2 separate regions of the Homo sapiens genome follow, and region 2 is linked to region 1. A link is an interaction called in ENCODE POLR2A ChIA-PET data of the cell type or tissue named here. Cell type or tissue: OCI-LY7. All regions are shown on one strand. Links, peaks and the distances in the headings refer to the core of each region. The heading gives the core; the rest is flanking DNA.

Region 1 (13,080 bases), core at 6,155-10,154:
TTGGCAACCGTGAGGTATTGGTGCTCAGCAAATCCACCCGAGGCCGCGACACTCGCAGCGCTCCCGGGGGCGAACGCAAGGCCACACTGTCCAGCTCCCGCTCCAGCCCAGACTGGGCTTCTCCAGGCCACGCGGGGCCTGATCCTGGGGCCCACTGCGGCTGCGGAGCTTTCCCCCCAGTCTGCGGGCCCAGCCGCTCTCCTAGCACCGCAGAGCTCTCCGAGGGCGGCCTACCTCTCCTAGGGTCGCCGTCCCCAGCTCCTCCCTCAGAGTCCCCCGCCAAGGGCCCGCTGCACCTATTCCCGCAGACGCGCAGCTGTACCGGCCTCAGACCACGACCTACCACAACCCGCCACGCTCCGTCCAATCAGAGCGCGCCGACGGAAAGTGCCCCGCCGCGCCTTACCTCATGAGATATTATTGGTCAACCAACATGCCAGTCAAACTGAGGACGAATCCGTTCATTAGTGGATTCCTGGGAAGGCGGCTCTAACTTGGCTGATGCAACTGCGAGAAAAGGTGGGATGGGGTGCGTCACATGATCGAGTTAGACCCCCCCCCGCCCCCCCCGCCCCCCCCCGCCCCCGGCTCCCGGAGGTCGACATTTTGGTTTCCATAGGCAAAGTCCTAACACCACAATTGACATAGTTAAAAAGGGGAGACGGTAACGTGTTTGGTAGAGGTTACATATCTTGCTATAGTTGTTTATTTTAGTTGCTGAGTGATACACAGCCCTCAAAGAGTCTGACATTGTGCCCATGGTTACACTTGTCCGGGGGAGACCTTGAATTTGGTGTGGAAGAAATAACATCAGTAGTTCAGGTACGATTGGATCAGCATCTGGTCCTCGATTTGCCTTTGGAAAAAAAAAAGTTAATATTTATAGGCCTGGGGGAGGAGGGTGAATATATATATATACATATACATATATACATGCCAGGTGCGGTGGCTCACGCCTATAATTGCAACACTTTGGGAGGCCAAGGTGGGAAGATCACCTGAACCCAGGAGTTGGAGACCAGCCTGGTCAACATAACTAGACCCTGTCTCTACGAAAAATTTTTTAAAAGGCCGGGCGCGGTGGCCCACACCTGTAATCCTAGCACTTTGGGAGGCTGAGGCCAACGGATGACGAGGTCAGGAGACCGAGAGCATCCTGGCCAACATGGTGAAACCCCGTCTCTACTAAAAACACAAAATTAGCCGGGCGCGCATCTGTAGTCCCAGCCACTCGGGAGGCTGAGGCAAGGGAATCCCTTGACCTCGGGAGGCGGAAGTTGCGGTGAGCCGAGATGGCGCCACTGCACTCCAGCCTGGCTACGGAGCAAGACTCCGTCTCAAAAAAAAAAATAAAAAATAAAAATTAGCCAGGCATAGTGGCGCATGCTTGTAGTCCCAGCTACTTGGGAGGTTGAAGTGGGAGGATCACTTGAGCCTAGGAAGTTGAGGCTGCAGTGAGCCCTGATCGTGACACTGCATTCCTTGGGCGACAGAGCGAGGCCCTGTCTGAAAAATATGTATGTATTTATACGTGAGGCATTGCATCAAACATTTCACATGCTTATTTCATTTGATTTTTAAACTGTGTATGAGGTCAGCTGGAGTCCCCTTTTTACAAATGAGGAAATTACCTTGCACAAGTTCACACCCAATAGTAAGTTGTGGAGACAGGATCCAAACCTGTGTCTATTTAACTCCAAAGCCCATGCTCTTAACCACTGCACTATTACCTCCATCATCTGATATATCCAAATACACGGGTAATAAATTGTGCTGCTGGTCATAACTCAAGTTACAGACAATACAGAAAAATACTACTTTTTATGCAAAAAGAGCATCCTACACAAAAAGAAGGTCAAGCCCAAAAGCCAGTAAAAACATAAATCATTTGATTTACTTTCCCACTTCATAGCTGCTCACAAATAGTAATCATCAAACCTACCATTTATTGAGCACTTAGTATACAGCAGGCACCAATCTAAGCTTTTAATCCTCACAACCTTATCATGAGTTACTACTACTATCTGCTTTTAACAGAGTAAAATAAGGCAGAGAGAGAGGTTAAGTAACACAGCTGAGGGCAAAACCAGGAGACACAAGTGTTTATTCTGATCCACAGTGCCCTAAATAACATATATTTAGCTTAAACAATCTGGGAAATGAGTCAGACTTCTAAGCCACCACACTTAAAATAGAAAGCCAAAAGGTATGTATGAATTGTACTTTCAGAATAAAATAATACAGGTTGTAATCTCAATAATTTAGTTCTGCTGCCAGAGTTGTTACTAGGATAGTACCTTCATTAATAAAATAATTATAAACAGATTAAAATAATTTTTTGGCCTAGCGTGGTGACTCATGCCTGTAATCCCAGCACTTTTGGGAGGCCTAGGCAGGCAGATCATGAGGTCAGGAGATTGAGACCATCCTGGCTAACACGACGAAACCCCGTCTCTACTAAAAAATACAAAAAAAGTAGCCGGGCGTGGTGGCGGGCGCCTGTAGTCCCAGCTACTCTGGAGGCTGAGGCAGGAGAATGGCGTGAACCCGGGAGGCGGAGCTAGCAGTGAGCCGAGATCAGGCCACTGCACTCCAGCCTGGGCCGCAGAGCGAGACTTTGTCTCAAAATAAATAAATAAATAAATAAGAATTTTTTATTCACCCATTAAGAGAGATTGTAGGCCAGCACAGAGACTCACACCTGTAATCCCAACACTTTGGGAGGCCAAGGCAGGAGGATCAATGGAGCCCAAGTGTTTGAAACCAGCCTAGGCAACATAGTGAGACTCTGTTAAAAAAAAAAAATTCTTTTTAATTAGCTAGGCGTGGTGGCATTCGCCTGTAGTCCCAGCTGCTCAAGAGGCTGAGGAAGGAGAATCACTTGGAGCCCAGAAGCTGAAGGCTTCAGTGAGCTGAGATCTCGCGACTGCACTCCAGCCTGGGCAACAAAGCAAGACCCTTGTCTCTCTCTCTTTTTTTTTCCTTTTTTTGAGGCAGAGTTTCACTCTTGTTGCCCAGGCTGGAGTGCAATGGCATGATCTCGGCTCATGTCAACATCTGCCTCCTGGCTCAGCCTCCCGAGTAGCTGAGATTACAGGCGCCACCACCACGCCCAGTTATTTTTTTTTCTTCTATTTCTAGTAGAGATGAGGGTTTCGCCATGTTGGCCAGGCTGGTCTTGAACTCCCGACCTCAGGTGATTCGCCTGCCTTGGCCTCCCAAAGTGTTGGGATTTCAGGCGTGAGCCATCGCGTCCGGCCCCCTTGTCTCTTAAAACAAAAAAAAGAAAGAAATTGTAATTGAGGCCCAAAAGTCTCATTCTAATATAATTATCTAATGATATTTTTCTGTGATATTTTTCTCTTGTAGATGTCAACTACATGCTAGAAAGAATGCTATCTTAATGCAATGTGCAAATTATGTATTTTAGGAAACTACTGGCAAGTTCTTGATTTACTCTAGGCTAAGCAAATAGGCCTGTAGGTGGGAGTGAGCGATATGCACATGGCTTGCTCTCCAGTAGAACATTTGTTGAACTCCATCTTGGGGCATGAGAAAGATAACCAAAGAACTGAAATAGTACAACAGCTGTGATTGCCCCACTACCCTCCAGCCTGGGCCGCAGAGTGAAACAACAGGCCAGGCACAGTGGCTCATGCCTGTAATCCCAACACTTTGGGAGGCCGAGGCGGGCAGATCACCTGAGGTTGGGAGTTCAAAATCAGCCTGGTCAACCTGGTGAAACCCCATCTCTACTAAAAATACTAAAATTATCTGGGTGTGGTGGCGGCCACCTGTAATCCCAGCTACTCAGAAGGCTGAGGCAGAGGCTGCAGTGACTCAAGATTGTGCCACTGCACTCCAGCCTGGGAGACAAGAGGGAAACTCTGTCTCAAAAAAATTAAATTAAATTAAATTTAAAAAATAATAAAAACAACAAACAGAAACAGGCCGGCGTGATGGCGTATACCTTTAATCACCATACTTTGGGATTCTGAGGTGGGTGGATGGCTTGAGCCCAGGAGTTTGAGACTAGCCTGAGCAACATGACAAAACTCAACCTCTACAAAAAAATACAAAAATTAGCTGGGCATGGTGGCATGCATCTGTAGTCCCAGCTATTCAGGAGGCTGAGGTGGGAGGATAGCTTGAGACAGGGAAGTAAAGGATGCAGTAAGCCATGATCGTGCCACTGCACTCCAGCCTGGGTGGCAGAATGAGACAGTGTCTCAATTGAAAAAAAAAAGAAAGAAATGGAAACAAGTGGAAAAAAAAAAAAACTAACATAGCTTTGGAAGGATGTAGCGCTAGACTCTTAACTCTCCCATGGCATCTTAGCTACTTTTAGCATCTATAAAATGGGTTTACAATGCTGGCTTATTTGGTACTAAGTCAAATGGGGATGGCTGAATTTTTTTTTTTTTTTTTTTTTTTTTGAGACGGAGTCTCGCTCTGTCGCCCAGGCCGGACTGCGGACTGCAGTGGCGCAATCTCGGCTCACTGCAAGCTCCGCTTCCTGGGTTCACGCCATTCTCCTGCCTCAGCCTCCCGAGTAGCTGGGACTACAGGCGCCCGCCACCGTGCCCGGCTAATTTTTTGTATTTTTAGTAGAGACGGGGTTTCACCTTGTTAGCCAGGATGGTCTCGATCTCCTGACCTCATGATCCACCCGCCTCGGCCTCCCAAAGTGCTGGGATTACAGGCGTGAGCCACCGCGCCCGGCCAAGGCTGAATTTTTAAGAACCTCTAAAGGAATATTTCAATTGAGCATATTATAATTTTTTTGTCTAATGTACTTTTCAGACCATAAAACGCTAAAGGAATCACCTAGGATCTTAAAATATTGCTAAATTGAATAGGTCTGGGGTAGGGCCTGAGAGCCTGAATTTTTTTTTTTTTTTTTTTTTTTTTTTGAGACGGAGTCTCACTCTGTCGCCCAGGCTGGAGTGCAGTGGCGCGATCTCTGCACACTGCAAGCTCCGCCTCCCGGGTTCACGCCATTCTCCTGCCTCAGCCTTGCGAGTAGCTGGGACTACAGGCGCCCGCTACCACGCCCAGCTAATTTTTTGTATTTTTAGTAGAGACGGGGTTTCACAGTGTTAGCCAGAATGGCCTCGATCTCCTGACCTCGTGATCCACCCGCCTCGGCCTCCCAAAGTGCTGGGATTACAGGCGTGAGCCACCGTGCCCGGCCGAGAGCCTGCATTTTTAACAGGCTTCAGGCGATATCTATGCTGCTGAGAGATTATACTTGGAATACCAAGGGTCTAGATTAGAGGATGTGCGTCTGCACCTATTTGTTCAGATGCAAAATTTTTAAAAAGTTTGACCCACGGGGGGAGATGCTAATGGCTCATGATTCACCAAATGAGTGACCACTATGTGTTAGTCACTGAGGATCAAGATTAAAGATCTTGCCCTGCCCTCATGGAGTTCCCAGTCTCACCAGGAAGCCAGACATTTAGCAGGAAACAAAGCCCTCTGCGGGAGGCTTGCGCTTGTCTTTGGCCCCCAGAGTTCCTGGGGCGCGTGCCCGAGCGCTGTACCGTCCCCTCAGCTGATTGGCTGACAGGATTTCCAGGCCTCAGCCAATGAGGCTCCGGCTTGGCCAGTGCCAAGAGCAGCGGTTGTTGGAGTGTAACTGCCATGCTCAGCCGCGATGGCTGGGGCTGCCGGGCGCGTCCAAGATCGCGCCCTGCGGCGGTTTCCCATCACCCTGCCTGTGGGCGACGTGAGTATCTGCGAGGGTAGAAGCCAGACCCTTTCCTCCCACGTTTAGGTGCCTTCCTCGCCCCTACTCCTGGGTAGAGGAATAACAATATTTCTCGAGGCTTCGGCCCAAGGTCTTAGCCTTGTGATCTAGAATCCGCCATCTGTGAGGTGGGTACTTCCTGTGATTTCAGGGGAAACTGAGACTGGCTAGGCTCACGTGGGAATAAATGCAGGAGGCTGAATTCCAATCCAGATGCTCTTATTCCCCGAACACTCTTCTTTCCACGCCCGCTTTGGAAACCAGGTTCCTTCTTAGCCGGAGTCTCACAAAGCGCAGGTGTATTGGGGGTGAACTTAGGAGAGTCTGAAACCCCGATGCTATTTTTAAGTTTTTTTGTTTTTTGTTTTGTTTTGAGACAGGCTGGAGTGCAGTGGCATGATCACGACTCACTGCAGCCTTGAACTCCTGGGATCAAGTGATCCTCCCACCTCAGCCTCAGGAGTAGCTGGGACTACAGGCTCACGCCACCACGCCCAGCTACTTAAAAAAAATTTTTTTTTTTTTTTGGTAGAGACGGGGTCTCCCTATGTTGCCCAGGCTTGCATATTTATTTAGTAGAAGAAAAAACACATGCTAAAATCGTGTACGGGAAGGATAAACACCAAATTTGGCATAGCTGCTGTCTTCCTGGGATGAGTATACGGAGATTATCAATTGGACCTTAGTAATTTTATTTATTAAGTTTTGAGGTGGGAATCTAAGTATTTGTTATACCCTTTCTTGTTTGTCTGAAATACATTTTTAAAAGGGAAACATGGAGCCAAGCACAGCTGCACACACCTGTAGTCCCAGCTACTTGGGAAGCAGAGGCAGGTGAACCTCTTGAACTCAGGAGTTCAAGGATATAGTATGTGCTGTAATGGTGCCTGTGAATAGCCACTGCACTCCAGCCTGGGCAACATAGCAAGACCCTGTCTCTAATTTAAAAAAAACCATGCATATGGAAAATAATTTCAGAGGATAAAGCATACTCAATCCACCCCCACCCTTCTAGAGGCCCTCACCAGGGGCAGCCATGGTTATCAGTTTTGTGTGTATCTTAAGCATTTTTTTTTTTTTTTTTGAGACAGAGGCTCGCTCTGTTGCCCAGGCTGGAGTGCAGTGGCATGATCTCAGCTCACTGCAACCTCTGCCTCCTGGGTTCAAGCAATTCTCTGCCTCAGCCTCCCAAGTAGCTGGGATTACAGGCACCCACCACCATGCTCAGCTGATTTTTGTATTTTTAGTAGAGACAGAGTTTCACCATCTTGACCAGGCTGATCTTGAACTCCTGACCTCGTGATCCACCACCTTGGCCTCCCAAACTGCTGGGATTACAGGCGTGAGCCACCGCACCTGGCCACATTTTTTTTTTTTTTAAGAGGCGATGGTTTCACTATGTTGTCCAGGCTGGCTTCGAACTTCTGAGCTCAGGCGATCCTCCAACCTCAGCTTCAGGAGTAGCTGGGACTGCAGACACAGGCCACTGCTCCGGTCTTCTTAGGCATTTTCCATAGTGTATAAAAGCATATATGGGAGCTTGGGGGCTTTTGGGGTGGGGGTTCCTGTTTGTTTTGTACAAGTGAACCTACTATATACGGTCCTGCAACTTGGGCGATGTAATTTTTAACCTCATTAAAATGTTTTGCAAATTTCATTAACCTCTAGCCCTGTGAAACAATATAATTTATCTGGGAAAATATCCCCAGGGTTGCTTCTGAATTGATGAGATGTAGGTCATGGCTACCAAGGTGGTGTTTGCCTTTTTCTTTTTAGCACATCCTCATGTGTAAGGTCAAAAACAAAAAACAAAAACGTCTTCTCCAGTTAACCCTGTGAGAGTGCAGGAAAAAATAATCATAGCAAGTAGAATGTTCTCTGGAACTGCTTTACCCTTTCTCAAAACGTTTTTACTCTTACAGTACTGGTAAAATTCCACAGAGAACCCACCATGGCTTGATTTTTGTTTGTTTGTTTTTATTTATGTATTTATTTGAGACAGAGTCTTGCTCTGTCGTCCAGGCTGGAGTGCAGTGGCATGATCTTGGCTCACTGCAACCTCCACCTCCCGGGTTCAAGCGATTCTCCTGCCTCAGCCTCCCAAGTAGCTGGGACTACAGGTGCATGCCACCACACCCAGCTAATTTTTGTATTTTTAGTAGAGACAGGGTTTCACCATGTTGGTCAGGATGGTCTCAATCTCCTGACCTCGTGATCCACCTGCTTTGGCCTCCCAAAGTGCTGGGATTACAGGTGCAAGCCACCGTGCCCAGTCTATTTATTTATTTTTTTTGAGACAGAGTTTCACTCGTCGCCCAGGCTGCAGTGTGATGGCATGATCTCGGCTCACTGCAACCTTTGCCTTCCGGGTTCTAGTGATTCTCCTGCCTCAGGCTTACAAGTAGCTGGGATTACAGGTGTGCACCACCATGCTTGGCTAATTTTTGTATTTTTAGTAGAGATAGGGTTTCACCATGTTGGCCAAGCTGGTCTTGATATCCTGACCTCAGGTGATCCACCCACCTTGGCCTCCCAAAGTGCTGGGATTACAGGTGTGAGCCATTGTGCCCGGCCTCATGGCTTGAAATTAACTTATTGTTGTATAATATTGGCAAAATGAAAGAGGTTGGGATTCATTTTTTTCAGATTGTAGGAAAATGCCTAGTTTCTTTCTAGGGAAGTAACAAGGGAAGAGAAGCTTCTTTGATTCTAGTTAGGAGAAAGCAGTTCTTTCATTTAATCCTTATTTTACAACTACTAAAAGCCCAAGATATTTCTTCCTATTTATTTATTTGTTTATGAGGCAGAGTCTTACTCTGTTGCGCAGACTAGAGTGCAGTGACACAAACACTGCTAACTGCAGCCTCAACCTCCTGGGCTCAAGTGATCCTCCCACCTCAGCCTCCCAAGTAGCTGGAACTGCAGGCATGTGCGACGACACCTGGCTAATTTTTAAATTTTTCTTGTGTAAGGATAAGGCCTCGCTATGTTGTTGTTTTCAAACTCCTGGATTCAAGCGATCCTCCCACCTCCACCTCCCAAAATGCTAGGATTACACATGTGAGCTACTGTGCCTGGCCAATCCTGGCACTTTGGGAGGTGGAGGTGGGAGGATCACTTGAGCTCAGGAGTTTGAGACCAGCCAGGACAACACAGCAAGATCTGTCTCTATCTTAAAAAAACAAAAGGCCGGGTGCAGTGGCTCACGCCTGTAATCCCAGCACTTTGGGAGGCCAAGGCAGGCGGATCACGAGGTCAGGAGATTGAGACCATCCTGGCCAACATGGTGAAACACCATCTCTATTAAAAATAGAAAAACTAGCTGGGCATGGTGGCGCATGCTTGTAATCCCAGCTACTTGGGAGGCTGAGGCAAGAGAATTTCTTGAACCCAGGAGGTGGAGGTTGCAGTGAGCCGAAATCGTGCCACTGCACTCCAGCCTGGGCGACAGAGCCAGACTCAATCTCAAAAAACAAACAAAAACCCAAGTGCTGAGATTACAGGCATGAGCCACCACACCTAGCTCTATTTAATTATTTTACTATTTTAATTTTATTTATTTTTTTCCTAGACAGAGTTTTGCTCTGTCACCCAGGCTGGAGTGCAGTGGCCCTGTCATGGCTCACTGCAGCCTAGACCTCCTGGGCTCAAGTGATCCTTCCGCCTCGGCCTCCAGAAGTGCTGGGATTACATGCATGAGCCACCGCACCGTCTGTTTTCTTCCTTTTTAACATTCTCCTGATTCTACAACGCTTACATAGGAGAGCTGCAATTCCTCCTCTTGGGGTACAAATTTATGAGTGCAGGTGCAGTTTTGTTACATGCCTAACAAGATTGCATAGTGGTCAAGTGGACTTTTAACCAAATGGGTTGTCAGGGCTGATTGCCAACATCTGGACATTTTAAATTACCAATCTGAAAAGGGAAACAGCTCTGTGCTTGTTTTGCATTTTGGTGACTATTGGTAATGGTTTTCTGTTTTGATATATTCAATCTGTTCAATCTGTATTAGTGCCTACTCTGCCACTGTGTTGGGCGGGAATCTGATTTTGTTCTTTGGTTGGAGATCCAAGTTAACCAGAGCTTAGGCATTTTAAGATAACTACCTCAGCTTGATAGGAAAGCTTGCTCTGCCCGGGGTTGAGGGGTACGGGTCTGAGGGCAACAGAATCGACAGCCTCAAGTGGGCAAAGGGTGGCCAAACAGGAGTGGCCTCCGACGTCACTGTGGCGCGCCGCTTCCGGTCTGCAGCCTTGTAGTGGGGCTGGAGCAGAGCCTGCCGCGAACCCCCGGAGCCCACGATCCCTCGTGCCATCCCTCGAATCCACCAGCACGAGCGTCCCACCCGCGCCTGGGACCATGGCCACTGACTCATGGGCCCTGGCGGTGGACGAGCAGGAAGCTGCGGCTGAGTCGGTGAGTTGGCTTCAGCCCTAAAAGGGTCAGGGGACTAGTTCTGGTCGGAGACTTGGTCCCTGGGAAAGAATGTTTCCCAGGTTGATTAGAGGCTGGATGGGGTGGCGGGGAGGATAGGGATGGAGCCTGGACCCTGAGCTGGCTTTGTTTACGCAGCCGCCTCCGCGTTACGTAAGCGCAGGTGAGTGCTCCTATCGGTAAAGCGCTCAGCTGCCTGTCTGTCTTCCTGGAACCAGGAAGAATCATAGATTGCACCCATCACCCTAGATTGTGTTTTGTTTGTTTTTAATTGAAATAGAGACATGGTCTTGCTAGGTTGCCCAGGCTAGTCTGGAACTCCTGGTCTCAAGCTATCTTCCTGCCTCGGCCTTTCAAAGCACCAGGATTACAGGCTGAGCCATTGTTCCTGGCCGCCCCGGTTTGTAATAGTTATTTTAGGTGTCATTCTCCACCTCTACATTCAGAGCTTCTTTGGCTCAGGGACCATGTCTTTGCTCATATTTGTGTGCTTCCTCAGTGATAAATGATGGACCCAGTAGGTGTGGCAGTCAGCAAATCCTTTCCTCATCGGCTTCACTTTGTTCTTTTTTTCTGGACCTGACACATGGTAAGCAAGAGATGTGTTAAACACTACTGCGTAGAATTAATTTCTCCCACCGAAACACTTTAAATCCTAGTAGGCTTTGAACCTACTTCTGTTAGTACTTATTGCTATGACTTCCTCAAGAATAAGAACCTTGTCTTTTATTTTTTATAGCTCATAAAAAATAAGTTGTATATACACATTGTTTAAAGAGTGAAGTTATTTTAAAAACAACGGTTCCCGCCAATTTTTTTCCTCCCCAGAGGCAACTCCTTTTTTTTTTTTGGAGACAGGGTCACACTCTGTTGCCCAGGCTAGGGTGCAGTGGAGTGATCTTGGCTCACTGCAGTCTCTGCCTCCCAGGCTCAAGCCATCCTCCCACCTCAGCCTCCTGAGTAACTGGGACTGTAGTCATGTGCCACTATGCCCAACTACTTTTTGTATTTTTTTTGTAGAGATGGGGACTTGCCATGTTGCCCAGGCTGGTCTCGAACTCCAGCGTGCAAGTGATCCACCTGCCTCAGCCTCCCAAAGTGCTGGGATTACAGGTGTGAGCCACTGCATCCAGCCTCTTTTTTCTGTTTCTTTCTTTCTTTACATATATTTTTTGAGAGAGGGTCTTGCCCTGTCACCCAGGCTGGAGTGCATTGACACCATCTCTTGCCAACTACAACCTCCCCTTCCCAGGCTCAAGTGATCCTCCCACCTCAGCTTCCTGAGTAACCGGGACTACAAGCATGTGCCAACATATGCAGCTAACTTTTTAATTTTTTGTGAAGACGAGGTCTCACTATATTACCCAGGTTGGTCTTGACCTGCTGGGCTCAAGCCATCCTCCCACCTCGGCCTCCCAAAGTGTTGGGATTATAGGCCTGAGCCACTTTGCCTGGCCCTTTACTTTTCTATAAAATTTATTTTACTTGGAATTCTTAATTGCCTTATGTTTATGCTTCATTTTTTTTTCTTAATTATCAATTCAACCCCAAACTGTCTTCCAGTTGTCTAAGTTTATCTCAGGATGCTTAGACTCATCAAGTATTCTATCAATTCCATTTCTCCTAGGCCTTTAAGTCTGCTTCAAATTGGACTAGTTACTCCTGTCTTTAGAGCACAGTTCATATTGGGGAATAGAGGGAACAGGGCAAATTTCCCTTCAGCCTCATTCTGCAGATTCCTTCCTCCTTTCTCTTGTCTTTTGGATCTCTTGGATCCCTTCCTTTCTGTACCCCTACTTTTCCATCTTTCTTGATTTATTCCTTATTTTAGTGCAGCCATCTGTCAGCTTTCTGGAGGTGTACGGGAAGTAAATTACTTTAAGAATATTCCATGTCTTAAAAAATCTAACTTTGCCCTGTAATTTGGATAATAGTTTGGCTGGGTATAGAATTGTAGGTTGAAAATTATTTTCCTGCCAAATTTTAAATGTATTGTTCCATTGCCTTCTAGATTTCTGTATTTGTTGTTGAAATGTTTGAGACCATCCTGATTCTTGATGTGACTTGTTTTCCCCTTTCTAAGCTTGGAGAATCTTCTGTTTGTCTTTAATATTCAGAAAATTTATGGTAATATGTCTTGGTATGGGTGTATTTTCATCCATATTACTGGCCCCTGGGTGTGGGTACTTTCAATCTGAAAAACTCTTGTTCTTCAGTTATGAGAACTTTTCCTGAATAATTTCATTGCTGATTTCTTCTTCTTTGTTTTTTCTTAATTCCCTCTTTTCCAGAACTCACTTTCTCTCTTTCTTTCTCTCTCTCTCTTTTTTTTTTTTTTTTAAGACAGTGTCTGTCTATGTTGCCCAATTTGGAGTGCAGTAGCTATTCACAGGCAGAATCATAGTGTACTACAACCTTGAACTCCTGGGCTCAAGTGATCCTCCTGCCTCAGCCTCCCTCGTAGCTGGGACTACAGGTGCGCACCACTGCATAGCTTTTCCCAGAACTCTTATTAGATGAATGTTGGATCTGTTGGACTGGCCCTTTAATTTTTTTTTTTTTTTTGAAATGAAGTTTCGCTCTTGTCCGCCAGGCTGGAGTGCAATGGCACGATCTTGGCTCACTGCAACCTCTGCTTCTTGAGTTCAAGCGATTCTCCTGCCTCAGCCTCCCGAGTAGCTGGGATTACAGGCATGTGCCACCATGCCTGGCTACTTTTTGTATTTTTAGTAGAGGTGGGGTTTCACCATGTTGGCCAGGCTGGTCTTGAACTCCTGACCTCAAGTGATCCGCATGCCTCAGCCTCCCAAAGTCCTAGAATTACAGGCGTGAGCCACCACACCTGGCCAGCCCTTTAATTTTTTTAAAAGTCAGGTTTATGGAGGTATAATTTA
Region 2 (17,504 bases), core at 6,469-10,468, 390 kb before region 1:
AATGATATCACATTCTCAGTGGCCCTTAAAATTTTTTAAAGTTTTTTTCTGATCTTATTATAAAAGCCCATTGATGGAAAATTAGAAAAAAATAGGAGGTGGGAGAAGAACAGTACATAATAACAACAGTTAACAAACACCCCCCCAGAGCTGACCATTGGTATTTCTTCTGCAGCTTGTGTGTATTTTTTTTTTTTTTTTAAACACTAACTACAGCTACCATGTATTCTAAGTGTTTCTAAGGTGCTGGGGACTGCCCAGTTTCCTACCTGGATGATTTCATGCAGTCTTCCCTCTGTGAGAGAGCTACTTTTATCCTCATCTTGCAAGTGAGGAGAACTTAAGCAATTTGCCTGGCACCACATATACAGATACACGTATAACACACATCTACCAAAAGTTGATAATCTTCCAGTATATGCTTTTAAAATCCATTCGTTTTTATTGTAAAATATTGTAAGCATGCAGATACAAATGGAGAAGAATGTAAAAAATACCTGTGGCTCATCATCTTTGGCTCTGTGCTGCATTTGCTACAGGTCTCTCCCCGTCTTTTTTTTTTTGTTTGTGTGTTTTGTTTTTGAGACAGAATCTGTGTCACCCAGGCTGGAGTGCAGTGGCGTGGTCTCAGCTCACTGCAGCCTTGACCTCCCAGGCTCAGGTGATCCTCTCGCTTCAGCCTCTCGAGTACCTGAGACCACAGGCACATCCTACCATGCCAGGCTAATTTTTATATTTTTTGTAGAGATGGGGTTTTGCCGTGTTGCTCAGGCTGGTCTTGAACTCCTGGGCTCAAGCAATCTGCTCCCCTAAACTTCCCAAAGTGCTGGGGTTACAGGTGTGAGTCACTGTGCCCGGCACCTGAGGAGGTCTTTTTTTAACCACCTCTTTTTAACCCCTTGATGTATAAGATGTTACCAGTACAGCTGAAGCTTCCATGAACTCTCTGATCTCATTCCCTGTATACAGTGATACATGGAACTTGGGACATGCATTTAAACTGCTATACGGTGTTCTGTTACATGAACAGATAAAAATTTATCCATTTACTTGTTTCTTGACAGCTAGAAAGAATGGCTGCAGTAGGCCAGGCGCAGTGGCTCACGCCTGTAATCCCAGCACTTTGGGAGGCCGAGCTGGGTGGATCACAAGGTCAGGAGTTCGAGACCAGCCTGGCCAATGTGGTGAAACCCCATCTCTACTAAAAATACAAAAATTAGCCGGGTGTGGTGGCGCATGCCTGTAGTCCCAGCTACTCAGGAGGCTGAGGCAGAAGAATGGTTTGAACCAGGGAGGCGGAGGTTACAGTGAGCCGAGATCGTACCACTGCACTCTAGCCTGGGCGACAGAGTGAGACTCCATCTCAAAACAACAAAACAAAACAAAACAAAACAAAAAAAACACAATGAAACAATGGCTGCAGTAAAGTTTTCCTGTGCATGCCTTTTTGTGTATGTGGTTTTTTCTTTTTCTTTTCTTTCTTTCTTTTTTTTTTTTTTTTGAGACAGAGTCTTGCTCTGTTGCCCAGGCTGGAGTGTGCAGTGGCACAATCTCGGCTCACTGCAACCTCCGCCTCCTGAGTTCAAGTGATTCTCCTGCCTCAGCCTCCCAAGTAGCTGGGATTACAGGCATCTACCACCATGCTTGGCTAGTTTTTGTTTTTTTAGTAGAGACAGGGTTTCGCCATGTTAGCCAGGGTGGTCTCAAATTCCCAACCTCAGGTGATCTGCCCACCTCGGCCTCCCAAAGTGCTGGGATTACAGGTGTGAGCCACCACTCCCAGCCAGTTATTTCTTAAAGATTTGTACAGCAACTGGAATTTCTGCATTATAGGAAATGAAGATCTTCAACTTCAGTAGGTATTATCAAATTGCCTGAGTCACCTAACCAATTCATACTCCTGTGAGCATGCATAAGCATTCCTGCTAAAACTTAGTGTTGTCAGGTTCGTTTCATGTGGGCCAGTCTAATGGGCATGAATGGTACATCTTTGAGGATTCAGTTTGAAGTTCCCTGATTACTATTGAGATTGAACCTCTTTTTACATGTCTTTATTAGGTTCTTTGGTTTCTTCTTTTATAAATTGCCTATTTATTTTTGTCCATTTTTTATTTGTCTTTATATATATTTATTTTTAATCTGCAGGATTCTTTTTTGTTGTTGTTTTTGTTTGTTTTTGAGACGGAGTTTCACTCTTGTTGCCCATGCTGGAGTGCAATGGCGCAATCTTGGCTCACTGCAACCTCTGCCTCCCAGGTTCAAGCAGTTCTCTTGCCTCAGCCTCTGGAGTAGCTGGGATTACAGGCATGTGCCACCACTCCCAGATACTTTTTCTGTATTTAGTAGAGACGGGAATTCACCATGTTGGTCAGGCTGGTCTTGAACTCCTGACCTCAGGTGATCCACCTGCCTCGGCCTCCCAAAGTGCTGGGATTACAGGCATGAGCCACCACACCCAGCCAATCTGCAGGATTCTTAATAATGCTAGGTACAAATTGCTTCTCAATTATACGCATTGCAAATATTTGCTCCCAGTCTGTGGCTTGTCTTTTCAATTTGCTTATGGTGCCTTTTATTGTACAAGAGTTAATAATTTTAAATAGCCAAATCTGTAATCTTTTTCATGTGTCTTTTGTGTTTTGTCTAAAATTCTTCCCTACTCCTAAGTTACATAAAAATGTTACAGGCCACACTTGGTGGTTCTTGCCTGTAACTTTAGCACTTTGGGAGGCTTAGGCAGGCAGATTGCTTGAGCCCAGGAGTTCAAGACCAGCCTGGACAGCATAGTGAGATACCCATCTCAGCAACAACAACAACAACACAAATTTTATACACATTCCACATTTTATTTATTCTGATATGCATGTTATTTCACATTTTAACTTGTTTAAAAAATCAAGATGTGGGCCGGGTGCAATGGCTCATGCCTATAATCCCAGCACTTCGCGAGGCCGAGGCAGGTGGATCACCTGAGGTCAGGAGTTCAAGACCAGCCTAGCCAAGATGGTGAAACCCTGTCTCTACTAAAAATACAAAAATTAGCCAGGTGTATTGGTGCATGCCTGTAATCTCAGCTACTCGGGAGGCTGAGGCAGGGAATTGCTTGAACCCGGGAGGCGGAGGTTGCAGAGCCAAGATTGTACCACTGCACTCCAGCCTGGGTGACAGAGTGAGACTCCGTCTCAAAAAAAAAAAAAAAAAAAAAAAAATCAAGTTGTGGTTTATAGGCACTGGGGTGGCATAATTTAATTGGCAGTGTTTTTTTTCTTAGTGTTATGTTTAATAATCTTACAATCGATGGCATTTTAGATTTGATGAAAAACAATATATAATTTCTAAACAAAATTTTGATTGTCTTAGTCATATTACTTTAAACTTGCCTTTTCTACCCAATATATTGTAAATACCTGAACAAGTCAATATTTATCTACAATGTTATTTTTAAGGAATGAATACCCATTATAGGAATAACATGATTTATTTGATTAACTCTCCATTTGGGGGTGTTTAGGTTGCTTCCAGTTTTTCTGTAACTGCTGTAATATGACGTAACAGATGCACTTATAGCTAAATTTTTGACACCTAATTATTTCTTTGGGATATGTCCTAGAAGTAAAGTAGCTGAGTTAAGGGCCATTCACAAGAAAAATAATTAAACGGTATTCACATAATAAAGGTTTTTTGGCCAAATTGCCCTTTGGAAAGAGTGTACCCATTTTTGCTCCCATTGATCGTTCTTGATAGTAACTGTCCCTATACTGCCAACCTTTTATCTGCAAAAATGTTAAAAAGAATTTTTTAGAGGCTGGGTGCAGTGGCTCACGCCTGTAATCCCAGCACTTTTGGGAGGCCGAAGCAGGAAGATTGCTTGAGCCCAGGAGTTCAAAACCACCCTGGGTAATATGGCGAGACTCTGTCTCTATTTTTAAAAAAGATAATTAAAAGAATTTTTTATAGATGCATATATTTTAATGTTGCCAACTTTTTTTTTTTTCTTTGAGACAGAGTCTTGCTCTGTCACCCAGGCTGGAGTGCAGTGGTGCGATCTCAGATCACTGCATCCTCCGCCTCCTGGACTCAAGCGATTCTCCTGCCTCAGCCTCCTGAGTAGCTGGGACTACAGGTGCGTGCCACCATGTCTGCCTAATTTTTTGTATTTTTAGTAGAGACGGGGTTTCACCATGTTGGCCAGGGTGGTCTCGAACTCTTGACCTCAGGTGATCTGCCCGCCTTGGCCTCCCAAAGTGCTGGAATTACAGGCGTGAGTCACCGTGCCTGGCTAGTGTTGCCAACCTCTATTGAGGAGCTTTGGTAAAGATAAAAAAGATAAGAAGAAAGACTTAATTCAGGAGCTTTGGTAGCTGCTCCCATGCCATCCTGTGTTTGGAGGCATAAAGTGCTGGTTGTTGAGTTATTAAAAGGTTAGTGTGCTTAGATTTAAAGGCTAGTTCCTTATTTCAGGAAGGGTCCTTCGGGGAAGGACTGAGTTTAACACATTTCCTACCCAGTTTACAAAGGACCTACTGAAGCACTAAACACAGTGCACAGGAATTATATTCCACTGCAGACAGATTGCTGACTCATAAAACAGCCTGAAAACATCCCTACAGAAGAAATAAATCTTATGGTTCTCCCCGGAAGTGGCCAAAGCTTGGAGGAAGAATAGGACTTGGCTCAGAAACATTTATTATAGGAGCATAGAATACAAAAATGTGATTTTATGTAGCTTTTGCCTGTGGGGCATTGAACTTCTGAAGAGGCAGCTTTAAGAATACTTGAGTACTTCCAGTGTATTCTTCTTAAGTTTAATTTTTGTCTAAGTAACCAGCAAGACATCTTTTCTTTAGGATGTGAAAGGGTTCAGGTGTGGTCTTATTTCCTTTTCTCTGAGATGGAGTCTTGCTCTGTCGCCCAGTCTGGGGTGCAGTGGCGCGATCTCAGCTCATTGCAAGCTCTGCCTCCCGGGTTCATGCCATTCTCCTGCTTCAGCCTCCCGAGTAGCTGGGACTACAGGCATGTACCACCACGCCCAGCTAATTTTTTTGTATTTTGAGTAGAGACGGGGTTTCACATGGTCTTATTTTCTAATGGAGAGAGTGGATTTTGATTGAGTTAGCTTTACTAATAATGCCCAGTGCTTGTGTCAGTGAAAAGTAAGCAAATTAATGAATAATACAAGCTGATAATGCTCTTACCAAGACTGAAATTTTGACCATTTTGGTGTATCAATTTATAAGGGCCACTTGAAAAGAATTGCTGTTAGCCAGGCGTGGTGGCGAGTCCCTGTAATCCCAGCTACTCGGGAGGCTGAGGCAGGAGCATCACTTGAACTCGGGAGATGGAGGTTACAGTGAGTTGAGATTGCACCACTGCACTCCAGCCTGGGTGACAGAACGAGACTTCGTCTCTAAATAAATAAATATATAAATAGAGAATTTATCTAAAATTCACTCGAACTCTTTGCCCAGCTTTAATCCCTTTTAGCTTAATCCTATTCTTGGTGAAATGTTGATTTGGTTCAAACAGGTGAATCTGACCAAGAAATATGGTGATCAGAATGGTTGAACACACACTGTAACAACGGGTAATTGAGCATTAATTTCCTGAAGACCTTTGGGAAACCTTTGACAAGAAAACATGGTTCAGGAGACCAGATGATTTCCTGTCTGATAACATGAGAGAGATGCTGATGTCATTCTAATAATGAGATGGAGATGTTTAGCCTTTAACCTGTGAAGATGGCAATTGTGAGTGGATTGGGACGTAGGGTTGGAACATGGTTCATATACAACTGAACCAAGGGCAGCTACAATCCATCAGTGCAAAGGTAATTTAGGGAAAGGAAAAAGTACCTAAGATTAATTGCAGTCAGACGGAGACTGCTTTTAAAGTACTTTGAAGTACAAAGACCTCGTGTAGTCCATGATCCAACCAAATGTTACTCATTGAAGGCCAAGGAGCAATGTGTTGGGTAGGGACTGAAAACAAGCTTGGTGCTTTGAACACTGTTCCTGAGAGCATCAACGGAAGCTATCGAGGGGGACAGGAGATGACCCATGTGACCAAGATGCAGTGTTGAGACCCGTGGGTAGTTTGATTGAAAAGCCTTTTAATCTCAGTGTGAAGGAGTTGCTTATAAGTGACAGAAATATAACCTCTGACAGGGATGCGCTGATGAAAAATTGATACCAGTGTCACTTTCTTGGCATGGGGGGGACCAAACCAAGACAGTCGGAGGCTCCATCTATGTGAGTCAGCGGCCACTGAGGAGGAACAGGAATCAGGAGGCTCGTCTGGTTGGTGATAGAATCCACCGACTGTGCTGCCTGAATGAAGGGGAGAGATTTGTGTGAATTATGAATAGCCATGCAGGTGAGGGAGGAGTGAGGTTCTGTGAGAAAGGGAGGCAGGCCAGGTCATGGATCAGGGAGGACCCGCAGGGACATTTAATCTGAGCAGGGGTCCAACTGCAAAAGGAAAAAATGATATCAAAAAAGGTGATGGAAGAAAGGTCTTGTTCCTCTGGCAACTATTCTTCTCGCTAAGCCAGTTGAGGGGGTTCATAGAAGGACATTGAGCTTTGCGGGACAATAATAGTCCCTGAAAGAGAGACTTTCATTTCCAGCATCAGCCGTGATCAAAGATGGAAGGGTGGGCCTTATCTGGGCCTGTGTCCTCTGAAGACCTGCTGAAACTGTTGAATATAAGGGAAGAGGACTCAGCACTGATTTCATTTCTGGCAGTGTGTGGGAATACCACTGTGTCAATTACAGACATTTATTTCATGGAATTTGAAGCATTAGCCTACCTTCATATTAAAACGTTAGCCAAAGTGTAATAAAATCAGTGTTTCTCTCCTTGTCTCAAATGAACATAAAAGATGTCAAAAGTGGAGACTGCTGATAAGATGAAAGTTGAAAGAATTTTTGGAATAAAAGAAAAATGGCCGGGCGCAGTGGCTCACACCTGCAATCCCAGCACTTTGGGAGGCCGAGGAGGGTGGATCACAAGGTCAGAAGATCGAGACCATCCTGGCCAACATGGTGAAACCCCATCTCTACTAAAATACAAAAAAATTAGCCAGGTGTGGTGGCGCATACCTGTAGTCCCAGCTACTCAGGAGGCTGAGGCAGGGGAATCGGTTGAACCCAGGAGGTGGAGGTTGCAGTGAGCCGAGATTGCGCCACTGCCCTCCAGCCTGGCGACAGAGCAAGAATCTGTCTCAAAAAAAAAAAAAAAGAAAGAAAGAAAAATGTGTTTAAGTTTTGTTTTTAAGCTCCAATTGCTACAACAGATATTTTGTCTTTATAAAAGGGGCAGCCCACCCAAATATTAGAGTTTTCCAAATAGTGACTGAAAAATGAGCGTACTAGTATTAGGGCTTTTGTGCCACAAAACTACCCAAAGAACTGTTTTCAAGGAAGGGAAGGATGCAGCTAAATTCTTCGGGAGTGCTGGAGAGTTCTCAGCTACTTAAATTGCATTAGGAGCAGATGTTATAAAAGAGAGGCTTGCTGCCATTGGCGCTCAGCGCTTTCATTTTTTAATACTTATCCTTAAGCCAAATATCTTTCTCAGGACTTTCTTCATTTCCAAATTCAGATGAATAAAGAGGGTATCAGATTTGCTCCTCTGTTACCGAGCAGACAGAAGGTATTTGGAGAATTGCTGTGAAGCTACAGTATGTCGGCTGTCTTCTGTGCTAGAAGGCCCTGCCAAATCCCCACAGACGAAACACCAGCCTCTTGAGCTGGCAATATTGTTACCCCTTTGCTTTTAAATCAGAAGGGCATTCAGAGGGAGAAGATCTTTAACTATACCCAGTGCGCATTTTCTTTTTTTTTTTTTTTGAGTTGGGGTCTATTGCCTAGGCTGGAGTGCAGAGGTGTGATCACGGCTCACTGCAGCCTCCAACTCCTGGGCTCAAGTGATCCTCCTGCCTCAGTCTCCTGAGTAGGTACGATTACAGGTATGTGCCAGCACATCTGACTATTTAAAAAAATTTTTTTATAGAGATGGGATCTTGCTATGTTGCCCAAGCTGGCCTCAAACTCCTGGTTTCAAGTGATCCTCCTGCCTTAGCCTCCCAAAGTTCTGGTACTGTAGGCATGAGCCACTGTACCTGGCCCTAGTGTGCATTTTCATCTGGCCACTTTTGCCAGATCCTGCCCTTTTGGTAAAATACTAAATGAAATATGAAGATCTCCCTTTTGCAGTGGGAGGAACCAGGGCATCTGGGTCAAATCCCCAGGAGTCTCATCAGTCAGAGCCTTGAGCAAGAATGCCCGGGAGAGAAAACATCCCTACATGCTATTTAATGGTGTTTGTCATGTTAAATAAGTAAGCAAGAGGCCGTTAGCCTGAAGCTGTCTCCATACTTCCAGTTCTTACATAGCAAACTACAACCTAACTTAGTACGTAAACCAACCAAAACCCAAATTAGGAGTATATGTTTTTTGTAACAAATAGCTGGGTTCCAGCCAGTCACAGGCAGGCAGCTGATCAGACCACGCCCAAATAAGGCAGACGCCCAGCTGTAGCTGTTTAGATGATTTCTCTACCTTGCTTCCGTGTTCAGCCTCTAAAGACTTGCCGCTCACACTGCTTGGCAGCGCTCTCTGAGCCTCTCCTGGTTCTGAGTGCTGCCCAGTTCCTGGATCATTCTTAAATAAACTTGGTTAAATTTATTTTGTCTAATGTTTGTCTTTAAACAGTAGCACTCTGGTCCTCAACCAAGAGTTGTCCGCTTTGGGGGGTGTGTAGAACCTCCAGATCTCACTGTTCTTGGGGCCAGCCCTCCTAGTGGTGCAAAATGTGTACCTTCTTCCAGGAGATCAGATCTGAGCAGAAGATTGTGATTAAAATGGAGCCTAGAAATGTCTGTGGACCCATTACAGGTTGAGTGTTCCTGTTCTGAAATGCCCCCAAATCCAGAACTTTTTGAGTTCCGACATGATGCTTAAAGGAAATACTGGAGAATTTAGGATTTCAGGTTTTCAGATTAGGGATGTTCAGCTGGTATGTATTCTGCAGATATTCCAAAATCTGAAAACAAAAAATCCAAAATCTGAAACACTTCTGGTCCCAAGCATCTAGAGAAGGGGCTACTCAACCTGTATAATTCCTCCCTAGTCATCTTGATCCTACCTCAATGCCAGTGCTAGGGAAGGCTGCTCACTTTGAGATCAGGATTGGGAAGCCACCTGGCACATGGCCATGTAGTAGAGTCCTTATAAATTTCAGTTCATCTTCCTTTTCTGCCCATTCTTCCTTTCAGCAAAGCATGGTGAAACTCATGGGCTTGGGGGGCAGAGCTGAGTTTGAATCCCATTGAAGAGTTACATAGTTTCTCTGAGCCTCAGTTTCCTCAGTGGTGATGGTGATTCCACCTTAAAGGATGAAGGCAAGGATTGCATACATGGTGTTAGCCTGTAGCTCGTGGTAGATTCTCAGTGGGTAATGGTGTCTCCTCTGCTTCTTTCTTACCTTGAAAACCTTATGTATCTGTTTCTTTTTCTTTCCTTTTCTTTTCTTTCTTTTTTTTTTTTGAGACGGAGTCTTGCTCTGTCGCCCAGACTGGAGTGCAGTGGTGCGATCTTAGCTCACTGCAAGCTCCGCCTTCCGGGTTCACGCCATTCTCCTCCCTCAGCCTCCCAAGTAGCTGGGACTACAGGTGCCTGCCACCATGCCCAGCTATTTTTTTATATTTTTAGTAGAGACAGGGTTTTACTGTGTTAGCCAGGATGATCTTGATCTCCTGACCTTGTGATCTGCCCGCCTTGGCCTCCCACAGTGCTGGGATTACAGGTGTCAGCCACCGCACCCGGCCTTACGTATCTGTTTCTGGACTAGCTTCTGAGGGGCTGATCAATGCAGTCCACTAACCAGACATCCCAGTTTAAATAAGAAGTGGCAGTGAGTACAGGTAATATCTATCAGTGTAGATACATCAGGCTTAATAGTAGAAGTTAGGACTTTTTTCTTCATATACAGTTAGCTCTGCTATAACATATGTGCTCCTAAAAGTCAGCACGTGATGCAAAATTATGCAGTTAAAAACCATAGAGGGTAGGCACGTTGGTTTGTGATACCAGCACTTTGAGAGGCTGAAGTGGGAGGATTATTTGAGCCCAAGAGTTCGAGACCAGCCTGGGCAAAGCAAGACCCTGTCTCTACGAAATAAAAAGATTAGCTGGGCCTCGTGGCATGCACTTGTTTTCCTAGCTACTTGGGAGGCTGAGGCAGGGGTATCACTTGAACCCAAGAATCAGAGGCTGTAGTGAGCTATGATCACACCACCACACTCCAGCTCGGGCAACAGAGCAAGACTCTGTCTTTAAAAAAATAAAAAGAAAAATATGTTAAAAGGATAAAAACCACAGGGCTTGTGGGGAAAAGTGAGTAGGAATGTAATACTAAAAATATTTGTCAATGACACATTAAAAAGGAACCTAATAATGATAGCAGTTTTACACATGTTAAATGATTACGAAATAGATAACACTACAGTAAATATGGCATTTTCTCTTGAGAAGACCTGAAGTTTGCTTGTGGAAGCAGGTGTCAGAAGTTGGAGCTTGTGAGTATTACTGTGAACTGGTGCATGGAGGGCTATCTGAAATCAGATGGGAGTTGTAACTCCAGATGTTGACGGTGTAGCCTATTAATACATTGTAAACTGAGGAGGTTGCTAGATGCCTGTGGGTTTTGTGCATTCTTGTGTAACTAGGTTTAGCTGGGGGAAGTCTTCTGTGTTCATCTAGTGTTTCTCACAGACAAAATCACGCATAAGCAAATAGAATTCCCATTATGCTCACATCGTCCGCTTCTATATCAATAGCATTGGAACAAATTTGCATTTTCAAAGCAAGCATTACCGCAGAACTGACTGTAGTAGCTTCCCAGAAAAGGTCAACTTCTCCTAGACAGTACCCAAAAGTAGAAGTAAATAAATTCAGTGTAAAACATAAAGGCCCACAGCACCATTAATATCCTTGAGAAAGTGGTAAGCATTATATAAATACATTTTTGCATCCTTTATATATAGGTTACTATATTCTGGGTAAGTAGAGTTATTGTCAGACTGCATGCAAATAACAGGAGTGTGGGGATAAGTGGTCCTTGGCTGTATTTTGTACTGATCGGGCTTGTGTATTATCTCTGAATCACCTGCTACCTTGGCATTCTTTCAGTAGTGCACATAAGCCATCCTCAGCACCTTGATCTTATATTAGCTTACAAACAGATTTGACTTCATAGGTAGAGCAGTATAAAATAACCATATGTTGTGTTTCTGTATTCACCCAGATCTCGTTTAAGATACTCTGTAAATGAATCTTATATTACAAAAATAAATGTGAGCATGAATATATATGATGCTCGGAGGAGAGGGGTAGTCATAGAACCTGTGACTTTAAGCCGGGTGCGGTGGCTCACTCCTGTAATCCCAGCACTTTGGCAGGCCAAGGTGGGTGGGTCGCTTGAGCTCAGGGGTTCCAGACCAGCCTGGGCAACATGGTGAAACCCGTCTCTACCAAAAATTAAAAAACAAAAATAGCTGGGCATCGTAATGTGTGCCTGTAGTCCCAGCTACTCGGGAGGTTGAGGTGGGAGGATTGCTTGAGCCTGGGAGGTGGAGGCTGCAGTGAGCTGAGATTGTGTCACTGCACTTCAGCCTGGGCAACAGAGTGAGACCCTGTTTCATTAAAAAATAAATAATAGTAAAGAATCTGTGACTTTAACAGGTTGGGTAGACGAAAAAGCCTGGAGGGCCTATAGATGATCTTGTGGAGGGGTCTATGAAACCCAGAAATTGCAATACAAATTTTTGTCCTAAGTGCATTTTGAAGGGAAAGGGTCCTCAGCTTTCATCATGTTCCTAAAGGGACCTTTGTGAAATGGTGGAGAAATGCTGAATTTTTTTAAAAAATCCATGGAATATATATTCCTGTCAGTCATTTAGGGAAATTTAGAGTGATCTATAGTGGATCCTGGTCCATTGATTCCATACAGGGGAGCTATTATAGTTTCTTCAAGAAGCACTCCTGGCTGGCACCCTCAGCCACAGCAGGAACTGGCTTCGCCATTGGGTCGGCCTCGCATGTCATCTTTGATGCTTCCTGTAAATTAGCCACATGAGTGATGAAGGTCTTCCTTTCTAACAGGGGCCTATGCCTTTCCACTGTGTGTCTCATGCTACCCTTGACTTTATTTTTCAGATGGGAACAGCGAGAGCTGCCCAACGGACGTGTCTATTATGTTGACCACAATACCAAGACCACCACCTGGGAGCGGCCCCTTCCTCCAGGGTAGGTCATCAACTGAGAAGACCTGAGACTCTGGAACTGACACCATGAGTCACCCAATGGCTTCTTGAAACGGTCCCTTTCTGCGGAGGTAGCATAGCACAGTGACGTTTATTCCGGGTCACTTGATTGCTTTTCCTATCCACTTACCTTAATATTGCTCCCATGTCTTAGGACATATTAGAATTATTAGAAGATCTCTGGGAAACAAAAGGCGCATGGGAGGCCAAGATTTAGAGTGTTGATGCATTCCGCCGTACCCTATGCCCAGCCTGTCCCTAAAGGCAGAGTGCTTCTTATTCGGCAGGGCTTCGTGAGAATGCCGCCAAGTTATCCAAAACCAAAGGATGAGAGAGGCTTCCAAGAGAGGGAAGACTGTCCAAGTTCAAGGAGAAGGGGTTTGGTTCCCTGTCTGCCAGGGACAGAAAGTTCTTTCCACATGTGTCTCCTGGTCCCGAGAGCTTTCAAAAGGGGATGTATTCTGCTCCAAGAAAGAATCACCTCCCAGTAAAGTAGCCATGAAGGGCTCCTGTATAAAATATGCACACTTCCCCTGCCCTGAGTTTGTGGAGGGAAAGGCTGTCGGAAGTAGGGACTCTTAGGAGAGCCCGTGTGCCCTGTTTGGTTCAGCTGTCAGGCGTGTGCCACACACATCCCACCTCATCTTCTGGTCCCATAATTCTCCATGGATGGGCTGCTTTTAGCTCCAGTTTTCCAGTAGAATGCTTGAGTTTTCCTTTTTTCCGTACCTCCTGGAGGATGAAACTCATAACCTGTCATCATCAGTACTCACTGTGTTTTCCACTTTGACTTGAAGTCAAATGAAGTTACCAAAGTTAAACATGGACTTCTCAAATTAGAAAAAAACAAACAACAAAAAAACAGGTTAAGTGTTTTGTTATGAAAATTATGAAAATGTTCTTATTATTATGGAAAATTTCAAATAGATATAGAGAGAATAATGTTACAAACCCCCACATACTCAACATTTAGCTTCAAAAATTATCAACTCATGGCGGGTTTTGTTTCATCTGTACAAACTAGTCGGCACACTATGATGGCCTGTGGACAAAATCCGGCCCTCTGACTGTTTTTGTAAATAAGGTTTTATTGGAACACAGCCACACATATTTGTTGACTTATTGTTTTTGGCTGTTTTTGTACTTCATTGGCAGAGTTGAGTAATTGCAGCAGACTCTATGGCTTGCAAAACCTAAAATAATTACTTTGTGTAGCGCTTTATAGAAAAAATTTGCTAACTCCCGATCTGTAACCCCCAACCTATCCGCCGCACCCTGATCTAGGTAATTTTGAAGCAAATCCCAAATGTCACATCATCTATCCATATTTCACTATGTATTTCTAAAACATATTCTTTTATTCAAAATAAAACTCTAATATCATTAACAGTATTTTGTTTATATTATCAAATACCCAGTCAATATTTGACTTTCTATAATTGTGTCACAAATTAAACATTGACTTTAACAGTATGTATTACACACTTGTACTTTGTGTACTTTATAACATGTGCACTTTAAAACAGCAGGAGCTCTGTGTACTGTGGCTTTTTTTTTTTTAGACGGAGTCTCGCTCTGTTGCCCAGGCTGGAGTGCAGTGGTGCAATCTCCAGCTCACTGCAACCTCCACCTCCTGGGTTCAAGCGATTCTCCTGTCTCAGCCTCCTAAGTAGCTGGGATTACAGGCGCCCGCCACTATGCCCAACTAATTTTTTGTATTTTTAGTAGAGACAGGGTTTCACCATTTTGGCCAGGCTGGTCTTGAACTCTTGACCTTGTGATTCGCCTGCCTTTGCCTCCCAAAGTGCTGGGATTACAGATGTGAGCCACTGCGCCCAGCCTACTGTGGCTTCTTCTTAACCTCTCTTGTCTAGGAGGGACGTAGGCCTTGACCCAGTGAGCATTTGCATGGAATTTAAGTAAAGATATTCAGTGGTACCTTCTAAGGATCGCTGGGGACTTGCTCTCCTCTAGGTGTTGAGGTGGGACACTACTAATCAAGCTGTCTTATTTCAGGGTAGTTTTCATGTTTTCCTGGGAGATGGCTCACCTGTACGCCCTGCATAGCTTACTAGTCCTTCCTGAGTTTTAGGTCAAGAACTTTGAGCCTCTAGCTCTCATTTCTGCTCTGTAATCACAGGGGATCCAGAGAGAACAGAATGAATGCTTAAGCTTTCATTTCTCATTAATGGCAGAAGTCCTGCCTCCAGGGAAGTATTAACCATGGTGAAAACAATTTTGAAACTACAGATGGAGCCATGATCTCAACAGACCTAGTCCCTGGGGAGCAAGATTGAACCACCGATTCACTTAATCATGGCCGTCCCTGCATAGGAAACCCACAGGAAACTTGTATGAGAATGGGTCCTTCTATCCGGGAGCAATAAGTATTGGACCTAGTAGCTCAGGGTGAATGCATCCATTTGCTCATCAGTCACTCTTAAGCAGTGTTCAGACCACAGGTAAGCAAAGAGTGATCACTGTGAAACAAGAGGATTGAGGAGGCCTCACAGAGGGAAGTGGCTCCAACTCTTGCAAGAAGATGATCCAGGTTGGGGGGACAGTGGAGGTGGCTGCCTGCATATGGGAAGGGAAAGGATGTGTTTGGGGAAGGATGCATGGGGTGGTTATGCTGGAGTGGAAGGGTTGTATGAAGTAAAGAAGTCCAAGTGTGCCCGGTGGGGCTCTCAGGTTTGGGGGAGATGCCCACCAGAGCCAAAGAGGGTGGAAGGGCTGACTGGGCCTCCAGTCACTGTTCTGTGCAAGATTTCAACTGAAATAAAGAGTGCAATCGTGCTTCTTAGAAGTGGAAATTCACCACAGCAGAGTACTTTTAGTTAAACATGTGGCTTGAACATGTGTTTATTTCTATTCTTCCTGAAAACCCACTAAAATAGTAATAAAAGTATTAAAAAGGCATAAACCTTCAACAATAAAGGGATGGAAGAGGAGAAACAGCATATGGGAGATGTTAATCAAAGTTTAGTTTCTGATAGATAAATGGCAGAGCCGAGAGAATGAAACCCACACCTGCAGGATGAGGAATCCACCAGGAAGCCGGCTGATGTGCACCATGGGGCTCTGGAAAGCCTCAGCGATTAGAGGCACCAAGGATGGGTGTGGAATGAGATTAAAACCTTGGCTGGGCTCGGTTGCTCACGCCTGTAATCCCAGCACTTTGGGAGGCCGAGGCAGGTGGATCATGAAGTCAGGAGATTGAGACCATCCTGGCTAACACGGTGAAACCCCATCTGTACTAAAAATACAAAAAATTAGCCAGGCATGGTGGCACACACCTGTAGTCCCAGCTGCTTGGGAGGCTGAGGCAGGAGAATTGTTTGAACCCCAGCGGCGGAGGTTACAGTGAGCTGAGATTGCACCACTGCACCACTCTAGCCTGGACGACAGAGCGAGACTCCATCTCAAAAAAAAACAAAACAAAACCTCATTGGTTTTAGATCAGTTGGAAGATGAGTTGGAAGTTTGTGCAGGGAGTTAGATTCACACACACACACACACACACACACACACACACACACACACAGCCTCATGACTGCCTCTGACATTGAGAAGCTGCAGAGAGAGTAGGAGGACCAGGTCGGGGGACACAAACTATAGCTGAAGGCCAGGATGAACTCAGAAACAAGAGATTAAATGCGGATGCTATCTCCATTCCCCAGGCTGAAAATTGGAGGGTAGTTTTGTTTGTTTGTTTGTTTGTTTTTGCTGGGGAAAGTGATAGTCTAAGAGAAAGAAACATAGATTGTGATATTTGGGAACCTTCTAGTGAAATAGCTGAGACTCTTCCTGGTCACTCTACAGTCTGCAGCCCTCATCTGAGGATACAGAACTCAGTCAGTGTTTTAGTGGCTCACTGTTAAATGCGAATGAACACAGCTGGGCACGGTGGCTCACACCTGTAATAGTAGAACTTCCAGAGGCCAAGGCAGGAGGATCTGGAAGTAGAACTTCCAGAGGCCAAGGTGGGAGGATCGCTTGAGTCCAGGAGTTCGAGACTAGCCTGGGCAACATATGGAGAACCAGTCTCTACAAAACAAAAAAAAAAAAAAAAAAAAAAAAAAAAAAAAATATATATATATATATATATATATATATATATATATATATTTTTTTTTTTTTTTTTTTTTTTTTTTTTTTTTTTTTTTTTTTTTTGAGACAGAATTTTTGCTCTCGTTGCCCAGGCTGGAGTGCAGTGGCGCAATCTCGGCTCACTGCAACCTCCACCTCCCAGGTTCAAGCGATTCTCCTGCCTCAGCCTCCTAAGTAGTTGGGGTTACAGGCACATGCCACCACGCCCAGCTAATTCTTGTAATTTTTTTTTTAAAGTAGAGATGGGGTTTCACCATGTTGGCCAGGCTGGTCTCGAACTCCTGACATCAGGTGAGCCACCCACCTCGGCCTCCCAAAGTGGTGGGATTACAGGCGTGAGCCACCACGCCCAGCCAAAAAAAAGTTTTTTTTAAATTAGCTGAGTGTGGTGGTGTATGCCTGTGTTCCCAGCTACTTGGGAGGCTGAGGTGGGAGAATCAGTTGGGCCTGGAAGGTTGAGGCTGCAGTGAGCCGTGATTGTGCCACTGCGCTCCAGCCTGGGTGACAGAGCAAGACCCTGTCTCAAAAAATTATAATAATAAATAAAAATAAATGTGAACAAACAGCCAAAGATGAGCAGACAGAAAAAAGAGACTTGGTGAAAACAATATAGGAAGCTGAAAAACAGCTTTGGAAAGGAAAACCAGATTATAATTGATATCCTCAAAGATTTGGGAGAAAATAATGGCATCTGTGCAACAAGAACAGGAGGCCATGAAATGGACCAGGCAGAAAACAGGAGCTTTTAGAAATTAATATATATGACAACAGAAATGAAAAATTCAGTAGAATGGTTGAAAGGTAAATTTGGGCTGAGCATGGTGGCTCACGCATGTAATCCCAGCACTTTGGGAGGGCGAGGCAGGTGGATCACCTGAGATCAGAAGTTCGAGACCAGCCTGGCCAACATGGTGAAACCCCCGTCTCTACTAAAAATATAAAAAATTAGCCAGGCGTGGTGGTGCTTGCCTATAATCCCAGCTACTCGCGAGGCTGAGGAAGGAGAATCGCTTGAACCTGGGAGGCAGAGGTTGCAGTGAACTGAGATCACACCATTGCACTCCAGCCT

What was found. ChIA-PET counts read pairs that join two places held together with the same protein. Peaks named below come from ENCODE experiments on the same cell type or tissue, not always from the same donor. Only the 100,000 strongest peaks of a DNase experiment are listed, where the experiment ranks them.
Region 2: POLR2A ChIA-PET joins it to region 1 with 5 read pairs; 3 of 35 experiments call an interaction of 5 or more read pairs at or near these places.

Annotation. Positions count from the first base shown.
Region 1 is chr16:70,289,187-70,302,266 of GRCh38, forward strand. DDX19B (DEAD-box helicase 19B) reads left to right here and starts at 10,000. Exons shown (of 12, transcript NM_007242.7): 1 at 10,000-10,168. The coding sequence starts at 10,112. AARS1 (alanyl-tRNA synthetase 1) reads right to left here and starts at 320. Exons shown (of 21, transcript NM_001605.3): 1 at 235-320. RefSeq lists enhancers at 9,820-10,114, 9,846-10,075. In OCI-LY7, for the core only: no CTCF peak of the experiment used is centred there; a DNase peak (open chromatin) is centred at 9,975; H3K4me3 peaks cover 666 bases; H3K27ac peaks cover 522 bases.
Region 2 is chr16:69,896,543-69,914,046 of GRCh38, forward strand. It overlaps WWP2 (WW domain containing E3 ubiquitin protein ligase 2), which reads left to right. Exons shown (of 24, transcript NM_001270454.2): 9 at 12,219-12,308. Among named protein-coding and RNA genes, the nearest start is that of MIR140, 28 kb to the right of the region's middle. In OCI-LY7, for the core only: no CTCF peak of the experiment used is centred there; no DNase peak of the experiment used is centred there.